Regions from separate parts of the Mus musculus genome. Here region 1 is linked to region 2. A link is a loop called in an ENCODE intact Hi-C map of the cell type or tissue named here. Cell type or tissue: left cerebral cortex. All regions are shown on one strand. Each heading gives the region's core, and the rest is flanking DNA. Links, peaks and the distances in the headings are about the cores only. Region 1 holds the start of Dusp14 (dual specificity phosphatase 14). Region 2 overlaps Synrg (synergin, gamma).

What was found. A loop is a pair of places that touch in the nucleus more often than their neighbours do. Peaks named below come from ENCODE experiments on the same cell type or tissue, not always from the same donor. Only the 100,000 strongest peaks of a DNase experiment are listed, where the experiment ranks them.
Region 1: a loop joins it to region 2, with 2.5 times the contacts of the local background. A loop is called at or near these places in 1 of 42 quality-filtered maps.

The regions. Positions count from the first base shown.
Region 1 is chr11:84,063,476-84,068,849 of GRCm38, forward strand. Dusp14 (dual specificity phosphatase 14) reads right to left here and starts at 4,882. Exons shown (of 3, transcript NM_019819.3): 1 at 4,795-4,882. In left cerebral cortex, for the core only: a CTCF peak has its summit at 2,871; DNase peaks (open chromatin) are centred at 2,884, 3,650, 4,476 and 5,093; H3K4me3 peaks cover 4,341 bases; H3K27ac peaks cover 2,601 bases.
Region 2 is chr11:84,006,976-84,012,349 of GRCm38, forward strand. Synrg (synergin, gamma) reads left to right here. Exons shown (of 20, transcript NM_194341.2): 13 at 1,643-2,575. Among named protein-coding and RNA genes, the nearest start is that of Synrg, 45 kb to the left of the region's middle. In left cerebral cortex, for the core only: a CTCF peak has its summit at 2,219; a DNase peak (open chromatin) is centred at 4,275.

The DNA of each region.
Region 1 (5,374 bases), core at 199-5,198, 56 kb after region 2:
CCCTCTGGCTGTGAGGAAGGGTCTCCTGGGAGGCCTCAGAACCTATGCTCTCTGGACAGAGAGAATATGTAACAGGGTGGAATTTAGTCAATGTCTCTCGATGACTTCATCTCTCTCCTTCCTCACCCCCCCCCCCCACACACATCCCTAACTTTAAACCCAGCCAGCAAACCCAAATACAAAAGCCTAACAAAGAGTGTGCTGGGAATGAGTGTATGGGATAGCCTCTAAATTGCCACTCCTTTTATTTTCATGAAGAGTGAGAGGAAGGCTTCCGTTGACATCTCTATGTCATCTATTCCTGTAGCACAGGTGCTGTTGTACAGCTGTGTTATGTGCCTCTTAGGAACTTGCACACACAAGTGTGTCCGTCCTTCCTTGTCCTTAGAGTTCTTTACCAAGGCTGGGTGTGAGTTCACACCCGCCTCACATATTTGAGTTCAACCTTCAGGGCTGGGCACAAAGCAAGCATTCACCAGATTAGGAGTCACTCAAGGCCTTTAAAGACTTCTATTTTTAGAACCTCATTTTGCATAGGTAAATTTTCTGTAACTATAAACTGTCAAATCATATCAATAAAGAGTCTGTTGAGTAGTTTTCAACTAAGTACAGTGGGAAAACTGTTTCTGGTTTATGTCAACCCAAACCATAGAACTTTTTGTCTTGTTTTGTTTTGTCAAGACAGGTTGCATAGCCCTCTTGCTGCCCTGGACCTTGCTCTGTACACCAGTCTGGTCTCAAACTCAGATCTGCCTGCCTCTGCCTCCAGGGTGAGATCAAAGGCATGCACCAGCCACCACAGCCTGGCCTGTTTTGGTTTCTTCGGGACAGAAACTGTGTATTTTCTGGCTGTCCTGGAACAATTCTATAGACCAAGTTGGCCTCTGCCTCCCAATTGTTGGGATTAAAGGTATGAGACCCACCTGAGAATCACAAAACTTAGCGGGAGTAAAGAGAAACACATTAGAGGGGGCTGGAGAGATGGGTCAGTAGTTAAGAACACTAGCTGCTCTATTAGAGGACCCTGGTTCAATTCCCAGCAGCCACCTGGTGGCTTACAACTGTCTGTAACTTCTGTTCCAGAGGGGATCCAATGCCTTCTGCCCTTTGCAGGCATGTAGTGTACAAACATACATGCAGATAGAACAACCACTCACAGACATGCTGGTGCATTATACAACAGGAACCAAACTAACCCCCAGCCCCATGACACGTAGCCACTTAACTATCCAAGCCTGCTGTGGTTAAACAGCAAACACACTTAGTGACCTAAGACTTCAAAGTGGACACCACTGCAGGAATGTAAATTGAGACACTCTCTTTTGAAAAAGAGCATCACTCCTAACCCAGGACTATTCATAATTGCCCAAGGCTACAAACAACTCAAAATGTTCACCAACATATGACATTGACAGGTAATGTTTACCCCAAAATGAACCAACTACAGTCTCAGACAACATACAGACGAATCTTCAAAAATCATAGTGCTGGGCTGGTGAGATGGCTCAGTGGGTAAGAGCACCCGACTGCTCTTCCGAAGGTCAGGAGTTCAAATCCCAGCAACCACATGGTGGCTCACAACCATCCGTAACAAGATCTGACTCCCTCTTCTGGAGTGTCTGAGGACAGCTACAGTGTACTTGCATATAATCAATAAATAAATCTTTAAAAAAAAAAAAAAATCATAGTGCAGGGGCTGGAGAGATGGCTCAGTGGTTAAGAACACTGGCTGCTATTTCAGAGGACCTAGCTAGGTTCAATTCCCAGCCTCCACATGGCAGCTTAAACTATCTTTAACTCTAGACTTCCCTAAGAAGACTGACACCTTCTTCTGGCCCCTCTGGGCACCAAGCACAAATATAGTACACAGACAAACCTGCAGCTGAAAACTCCACACACATAAAAAATATGAATTAAAAATTCAAACACTACAGTGCATTAATTTACACAATTATCTATATGTTCACTATATATATATATAAAATATATATTACACATAACACACACATATATCTATATATATCTATATATATAGTTATTGCAAGTGAAAAGAAAAACCTAAGCCTGGTGTTGTAGCAAATGCCTATAATCCCAGCAGCTGGGAGGCAGAGGCAGGCAGATCTCAGTGAGTTTGAGGTCATCCTGGTCTACAGAGCAAGTTTCAGGACAGCTAGGGATACACTAGAGACCCCATCGCAAACAAACAAGACCTAAAAAAAATGTTGCATAAAGGTGAAAGGGGCATGAACAGCTGTGCTGTTTAGGTTTATGCTTAGAGGTAAAAACCATAGGCAAAGGAGATTATTTCCATTATAGTCAGTACAGTAATCAGCTGTCCTGAAAAAGTAGTGGGGGGTTAGGGGGGAGGGGAAAATGCAGTAGGAGTCTGCTTCTTGGCTGTGGTTACCCTTACATCTTTCTCTAAAGTAACTGATCAAGTTACCCATTCAGTTTATTCCTTCATCGAGTACCAAAAAACAGGCTCCGATCCCAGGAAAAGAGCACTCCTCTCACTATTACTAGGTGTCTAAGGTCGTGTCTAAGGTCGTGTCTAAGGTCGTGACCCTCATTTGCTTTCTTACCTCAGCACCCAGCCCGGTGCCTTTAGAACAGCAAAACTCCTTAGTAAATGTTTGCTATGCAAAGTCATGCCCTGCTGACATGAACTTGTCAGATGAACCCTTTTCCTGCCATTGACTCCAGCTGAGCTGCGGCACCCTCCTCCATTAACGCTTTCCTTTCTGTTGTGTCACCCCAGGGAAGCGATCATAAATAATGAAGCTACCACCTTAAATGCGAGCCCTGTAAGTTTATACCCAGGCCATCGGTTGCTTTAGCAACTCTTCTGCCTTCCACTCCCTCTTGTGTCTTCTCTGTGCAAAGACAATCCGCTGCTGTTGGTCGTGCGTGCCTGTCGTGTTTGTGTATTAATAGGGAAGTTTCCATTCTGCACCTGGGAGTAAAACCAAGCATCACAACGACCCAGCTCCTTTCAAGTTGTTTGTGAGATCCTTCTGCCTGTTGCTCAGAGAGATAGTAAGGTGCTGGCAGAGTTAACATGATTTTACCTAAAAAGCATGCTACCTGTTCTAGACAGAAACCAAATTGCTATAAACCGGATCCACTCTAAAATGATTTTGTTAGCAAGTCACTTATGCAAATACACATCTTATTAAAACGCTGGGAAGAGTCTACAAGATACAAGCCAACAGAAAGACACACAGACAGCCATTCTTTTGAAGATTAAAGGAAGACAATGACCTGATCTATAAAGTCCTAATTTTTCAGATGGAATGAGCCAAGCCTTTTTTTGTGATGCTGGGAAAATATTTTTAATCCATCTTGTTAAAAAAAGGAAAAGAAATTCCTCATGCAAAGGTATACATCTAATTCAAAGATTTCTCTTAACCCTAATTTCAATCCCAAAGTCTTGAAGGATTTCCCCGATTTAGAAGCTCCAGCAGTAAATCTGTGTGCAGCTCTATTAAGGGATCTCACAGAATGCATACCTGCAGTCAGCCAGTATCAAAGGTTTCCTTCCGAGAGGAGGACTAAGCTCAGCGGCGCGGCGCTCTCGAAAAGGATGCTGAGAAGACTCGAATGAAGCCAACTGTCTCCCGTTTTATGGGGGAAAGCCAAAAATACCAAGCAGCTATTCTCCTCCCCCAAGCGTCAGTAGGTGAGTCAGAGCTGGAGGCAGGAGTGGGGCCCATGTGTCAAGCCGCCTGTGCAGGGCTCCTTCCTCCCTCCTCCCGGGAACTCTCGGCCCTCGTCTGACCTCATGGGAATTCTTAAGGTGTCTCCAGCAAGGAAGAAGTGGTGCCTCACTCTGGGGGTGCCTCACTCCTCTGTTTCTCAAGGAAACCGAGACTAAATGCCCTTTATGAGTCCACAAAAGACAACAGCAAATTGCAGCCCTAAACACAACTTTGCAAAGAATACATACAACACCCAAAGAGTTGCATCTTGTTGGAGGGACCCGGCTTTGTAGCTGAGGCCTGCGGCTGCAGACCACTGTCCCTTGGCCTCTCTGACCTTTCATTGTCCTCAGGGAGGATGTTCTGGTATCCCATTAAACTTCAAAGTTGGTACTTTTTGGAGCAAGAACTGCAGGAAACTGCGTTAAAACTCTTGGTCCACATTTCATTAAAGTCAGTTAAGAATCCGAATCCTTGCCTCCGTTTTTTACATCTACAAATCGGGAAAGCACAGCTCTCCACCTACCTCTTAGAAACTTCACTGAAAACTACCCAGAGAACGTAAACCAAATGCCGTGGGGCTCTCCTGAGTGGAAAGTATGAGGTATTGTTTTTAGTATTATTAGACCGGGAGACTACTGGTAAAACACCCCGCCTTCTCTTGCCTCTAAGATGCCCAGTTACCATAACATTAGCCGATGCCACTGGCAACATCCACTTCAATAGAAGGTAGTTATACAATCCTAAGGCGGCTACACCACTCGGCTCCCTTCCCTACCCCAAGCCCAGTACAATTCAACTTCGCTCCAGAGCAAGGATACTTAGGAGAAATAAGAGTCAGATGTGAGCATGGTGCACACCAATCTAACACCGAGGAGAGACGCTCAAGTTGAGTTCTTGGCATAGCAGAAAGCCAAGTGTTTCCAGGGGGTGGCGGGGCCGGTCGCGGGGTGCATGCTGACGCCTGCCGGCTTGGGTTCGGGGATCCCAGCCTCTCCCGCCCCGCGCCCCGAGGTCGCCGAGCACCCGCACAAAGTTTGCAGAGCCGAGGGTCGCATGCGCCCGGGCCCCTCTGGCTCTCCCCCGCACCCCGTACCGAGTGTGCCGGTGGCGGCAGCGGCGGCTCTCGGGTCCGTGCTGCTGCGAGGCTCGCGGCTTCTGCCCGCCGGCCTCGCGCGCCTCCCGCTCCCTGCGCGCTGCCGCCCTCTTCCGAGCGCGGGCCCGCAGCGGGGACGAGCGTGGGTTCCGGGCGCCGCGCGTGCGCGCTGCGGCGCGGGCAGGTCCTCCTGGCCCCGGTTCCTACTCACCTGGACTTACTCGCAGACCCCTGCTCCTTGAAGCCGCGTTGTCCTCCGGCCCAGCTTCTGAGCTGGCGTTCGAAGAATCTGTCCAAATGCAGAGAGGCAACTGCGGGAAGAGACAGAATAAAAGGTGTGAGCGCCGCAGCCAGTGACTAATCACCGCCTCTCAGCCACCCCCTCCTCCTCCCCCGGGCGAGACAGCCCCAGGTGCGGACCCAAGGGGGAAGGCAAAGCCACTCTTTTTTGCTTGTTTGTTGAGGCAAGGTCTCACTATGTAGACCAGGTTGGCCTGGAACTCACAGAGACTCGCCTGCCTCTGCCTTTATCTCCCTAAAGCTGGGATTAAAGGTATAAACCACCACGCCCTAATTCTTC
Region 2 (5,374 bases), core at 241-5,240:
GTAGCTCATGCATGAGGCCCGATAGGTTGAAAGCCCATCTCTTCCTTGGTGGCAGTTTTAGAAACTGGTTTTAAGGTTTGGCTTTTAAGTACACTTTATGGTTCATTATGCATCTATGTTTGATCATTTAGGAAAAACAGTTTTTTAAAACATTGATGAGAGTGTGTGCCTATGATCCCAGCACTCAGGAGTTAGAGGTGGGAGGTTATACATTCAAGGCCAGCCTGGTCTGTCTGGTGAATTCTAAGCCAATCAGAACTACAAAAGTAGACTGTCCATTTGAGGGGGTGGGGGCGCGGAAGCCATGCAATGCTGGTGCACACCTTTAATCCCAGCACTTGGGAGGCAAAGGCATCTGGATCTCTGATTCTGAGTTCAAGGCCAGCCTGGTCTACAAAGTGAGTTCCAGGACAGCCAGGGCTACACAGAGAAACCCTGTCTCAAAACCTAAAAGAAAACAAAAAAAGAGTGGAGGTAAAGTAGCAGAGAAATTTAGGCTTTTATTTCTTAATCTCCAGAATTGGCAATCATGTTAATAGATATTAAATGATGTTGGTTGGTATAGCAATACTCACAGTTGGTATATCGCTGGCTTTCATTAAATGGCTTATCCTAGTGGTTTCATTGTAGGCCTTCAAACATTGTAAGAAAACTGAGGTTATCTACATCCTGACATTATAATTGTAAGTGCTAAGATTAGACATGAGTGAAGAGTAGAAATCTTATTAAGAATCATGGTTCCAAAGTTTAAAGACTAAGTTCTCAGGGGCTGGAAAAAAAATGGCCTACAGGATAAAAATGTTGCAGAACCTGATGGCCTGAGTTCAGATCTCAGATTTAAAACAAAGGAGAAGAGAGAGAGAGTCTACACACACAGCTGTCCTCTGACCTCCACATGAGCACTTAACTTGCTTTGCAGATAAGTAGTTATTTTCTCAAAGATTTTTACAAAAAGAACATCCGATTAATGTCAGTGTACTTGAGCAAGACTACATTGTATCCTTTCTAATATTTTGTGTTCCTGTGTGTGTGCATGGGTGTCAGTGTGTGTCATGCATGAGTTTGCCAGTGGGCACTGAGCTACACTGTTAGCATCTAGTAATGAGGTTGTTTATTTATTGTTGATGATGGTTAGTTCATTGGTTGGCTGATTAGTTGGTTGGTATGTTGGAGAGCTGATCTAGTCATGTAGCCCAAGTTAGCCTCAACTTGTGATCCCTCTACCTGAGCTTCCCAAGTCCTGGGAAGGTGTGTGACTCAACGCCCAGCTTCTAAATCTTTCTAAAGTGCTTAGTAGTTCAGAGTTGTACACTCTGAATACCAGATGCAGGATTCTCTGAGTCCTTCACTGATACCTTTGAACTTGTTTAAAACATTATAATGCTTCATGTTTAGTGGGCAGCTCTCAGTGTGCCTCTCAGAATCCTCCAGCTTCTGGTTCAGTTCTGGCCAGAGGAGGAGAGAGTCTTGAGCCGTGCTTGCCTGTTTCCTTATCACTGGCTTTAATGGAGACACAAGGCTGTGGACTGTGGTTACCATTGAGCCAAGGATGGGTGTACAGGGTTTTACCTTGGTTTAATGCATCGTGTGCCACATGGTCTTCTGCTCTGCATCCTTACTGAACTGCACTTCTTTTTTTCAGGAGAGAGCTTTGCCGAGTTCAGATCCACAGGAACCGATGATGGCTTCACTGACTTCAAGACCGCCGATAGTGTGTCACCCCTAGAGCCACCCACAAAAGACACTTTCCCATCAGCTTTTGCCTCAGGAGCTGCACAGCAGACACAGACACAGGTGAAAACCCCTCTGAACTTAGAAGATCTAGATATGTTCTCCTCAGTGGATTGCAGTGGCGAGAAACAGGTGCCCTTTTCAGCTACATTTAGCACAGCAAAGTCCGTTTCCACTCGACCTCAGCCAGCGGGCTCTGCAGCAGCGTCAGCAGCACTGGCATCCACTAAAACTTCTAGTTTGGCAGATGATTTTGGAGAGTTCAACCTCTTTGGGGAGTATTCAAACCCTGCATCTGCTGGGGAGCAGGACGACTTTGCAGATTTTATGGCTTTCGGTAACAGCTCCATTTCATCTGAGCCAAAAGCAAGTGACAAGTATGAAGCCCTCAGGGAGGAAGTGAGTCCCAGCCCCTTGTCCAGCAGCACTGTGGAAGGGGCACAGCACCCACCTGCTGCGGCAACCAAGTATGATGTCTTCAAACAGCTGTCCCTAGAGGGCGCTGGGCTGGCCATGGAGGAGTTCAAAGAGAACACTTCCTCCACCAAGAGTGAAGATGACTTTGCCGACTTCCACTCCAGTAAATTCTCATCCACGAGCTCAGACAAATCCCTGGGAGAGAAAGCCGTGGCTTTCAGACATGCCAAAGAAGACTCCTCCTCGGTGAAGTCTTTAGACCTCCCCTCCATCGGTGGCAGCAGTGTTGGCAAGGAGGACTCTGAAGATGCACTTTCTGTTCAATTTGACATGAAATTGGCTGATGTGGGAGGAGATCTTAAGCATGTCATGTCTGATAGCTCTTTGGATTTACCAACAGTTAGTGGCCAGCATCCTCCTGCCGCAGGTGAGGAATTGGTGAGATTGCTCTGGTGATGGTCATGTAGATATCAGAGAGGACTCTGGGTATTGTCTGACTGACAGACCAAGGCTCTGGCCTGTTACCTCCTCAGATCTCTAAGAAGAGCTAACCTGCAGTCATCTGCTTGAAGCAGTGTTAAACATGGTGTTACTGAAACCTTAACCTATGGGTACTCTGACAGCTCTGAAGCTTAGATTGGATAGCCAAGATATTTTTATTTTGACGCCAATACTCACTTGGTGTCAGAGGCCCATACGAACCCACTGCTCAGTGAACCCCACACAGCCAGAAGTTTTATAAAGAATTTGGCAGTGTGTACAGTGTTTCTTCATGCCTGTGAGAGGGACTAGCAGTGCCTGCCCTCCTCTTTTGTCTCCTCTTTGGTATATTAGGGTTGCTAAGACAGTGTTTGTTTGGTTTACAGAAACCGACTCTGACTAGGCCAAGAGAGTGAACGAACTCCCCACACTTGTAGTTCAGCTTGCCAGCTCCCCTGAGAAGAGTGAAGAGGTCACTTAGGGATGCTCTGTGGGTCAGGGCCTGGCGGGGAGCAGACCTGTTTTCAGTGTTACAGTTTTGCAGTGTTACTGCCAGTATTAAGTTGTAATAACCCTGTAGATGATAGGCTAGGGTAGCTACTAACTTCTGATGTGTGAGAACCTCTTTCTAGAGAGCCCTCTTTAAACCCTGTGTGGCTTTACATGTAGCAGTTTATTCTCGGGTCTAACTTTGTGTCACAAGAACTAGATTCCCAAGTGTCCTAGTTTTTATTTTGTTTTGTTTTGTTTTGTTTTGTTTTTTTGATATGTATATAGAAAGATAAACCTACTTTGTGGCCTTTAATAATGAGAACTATCTCGGTATTACTGTATTATTCTAGAAAATGTAGTGTGCACATGCAGGGTTCGTTTCTCTACCTGAGAGGGACAGGTAAGACATTGTACGTTTACAGACTCAGCAGACATTGTGAAGTGCTGTGGAGTCCGCAGATTTCAAACTGGCAATGGCGCCCTTTGTTACTGAAATGTTGGCAGTTTCTTATGCTGGGTTTGAATGGGACGCAGTTAGCGATGATCCCCGTCCTGCCTGCTGCCGGCTGAGGGCTTGCCTGATGCAGCAGGCTGGCTCAGCTCCTGATGCCCATCACTAGTACTTTCTCCTTTTTTTTTTTCTTTTCATTTTTTATATTTTCCCCTTCAGTGTTGTTTGTTTGATAGGATGCTTTGTTATTTTTAATATGAGCTGCGTGAGCCACAACACTTGGTTGCAAAGGGGCATTGTTTTTTAAACGACATTTGATTTTTATTTAAAAACAATTTCACAACATGTATACTAGCCTTTTGGACTCTGAAGTTATTAATTAGAGGCTATTTTTCTGAAAATGAATCTATATTCTTTCACAGTGCCAAACCACATCTTTGTGAAATGAGTTAATCCAGGTCTGGGATGTCTTTTTCCCACCTTTTCTTTGGGAAGGGGAGGTTGGCTTTTGACTGAGTTCATTCCAATGGACCTGTTAAATAATCTGTGCTCGCTCACTCGCTCACTCGCTCGTGTTCTCTCTGTATGTTTGGAACATTCCCAGAATGGAACCTGTCATGTTGGAGACAGCTCTGTTCAAAGGGAGGAGACCTTAAATGCAGATTGTTCCCTTCTGTTGTTCTGTAAACCTCCCTTGGGGGAGGAGCAGTATCCTTTCCTTCAGAGCGGTTGTTAAGATGGGTTGATGCCGACTGTCACGCTAATGTGTTGCTGAGCAAGACTGCAGATTGCTGCCTGAGTAAAATACTGGAGAGGTGAGCGCAGGCATTGCCTCAGCGCGCTGTGACTCTATTTTACCCTTTCGCTCACCGTGGAATCTGTTGCTCTCTTAGTCTGAGACATCCTGGAGAAATAAGCGGGCTGATGGGGAAAAAAGAAAAGAAAAACTTGGATGGTTACTGTCCCTGGACCGTAATCCTGCCTGGAAACCCTAACTTAACTCTGAAGGGGATACTTCTCTGACCCGTGCTGTTAATTCTTTGTATGAAGGTAGATAGATATACTAATAACATTGCCTGGTTTCTCTCTGCATATCATTACATTTAACCCTTTGAGTCCTTGCTGCTTATCATTTCAAAGAGGCTGCTTTCCCACCCCCCTAAATTTACTCTCTCTGGCACAGCAGCATCTTGGTGTTTGGTCTTTAAGCTCCTTTGTCTGGCAGCAAGAGCTTGCTCTGATCTGTGACTTTCTCAGAGCCAGCAAGCCCTCTGGGGCTACTTGCCTGTGAAGTAGCTCTTTTTGACATGGAAAATCTTTGTATTTTAATCAGCGCCTTATTATTTTGGGCTGCTTTTCTGATGTCTTTTCAGTAGAGACACTTGTGTGTGAATGTGTCGTTGGGAACTTGCTTTATCCTCCTCTTCTGCAAACACTGGCTGCATGCTTACTCTGATGCTTCCTTTCTAGCTCTTCTGTACTCTCTCCTGCGATCTGTAAGTCCTGTGTTAATAAACGATTCTTTGGCATATTTTGAAAGTGTGGGGATGTGTGTAATTTGTGTTTTTCAGTTAGACCAAAGAAATACCTGGCTGGTATCAAATTGAAGTCACAGTGTCCCTTGAAACTTTTTTTTTTTTTTTTTTTTTTTTTTTGGTTTTTGGGGGTTTTTTCCCCTCTTAAAAAAGCAGGGATACAATTTAACCTTTGCCCCTTGTAGACCCAGAAGTCCTTAATGTGGCCTAGAACTGAAGTGCAGCTTTAAGCTCTTGAGCTCAGTTGGTTACATGCTTTCGAGCATCC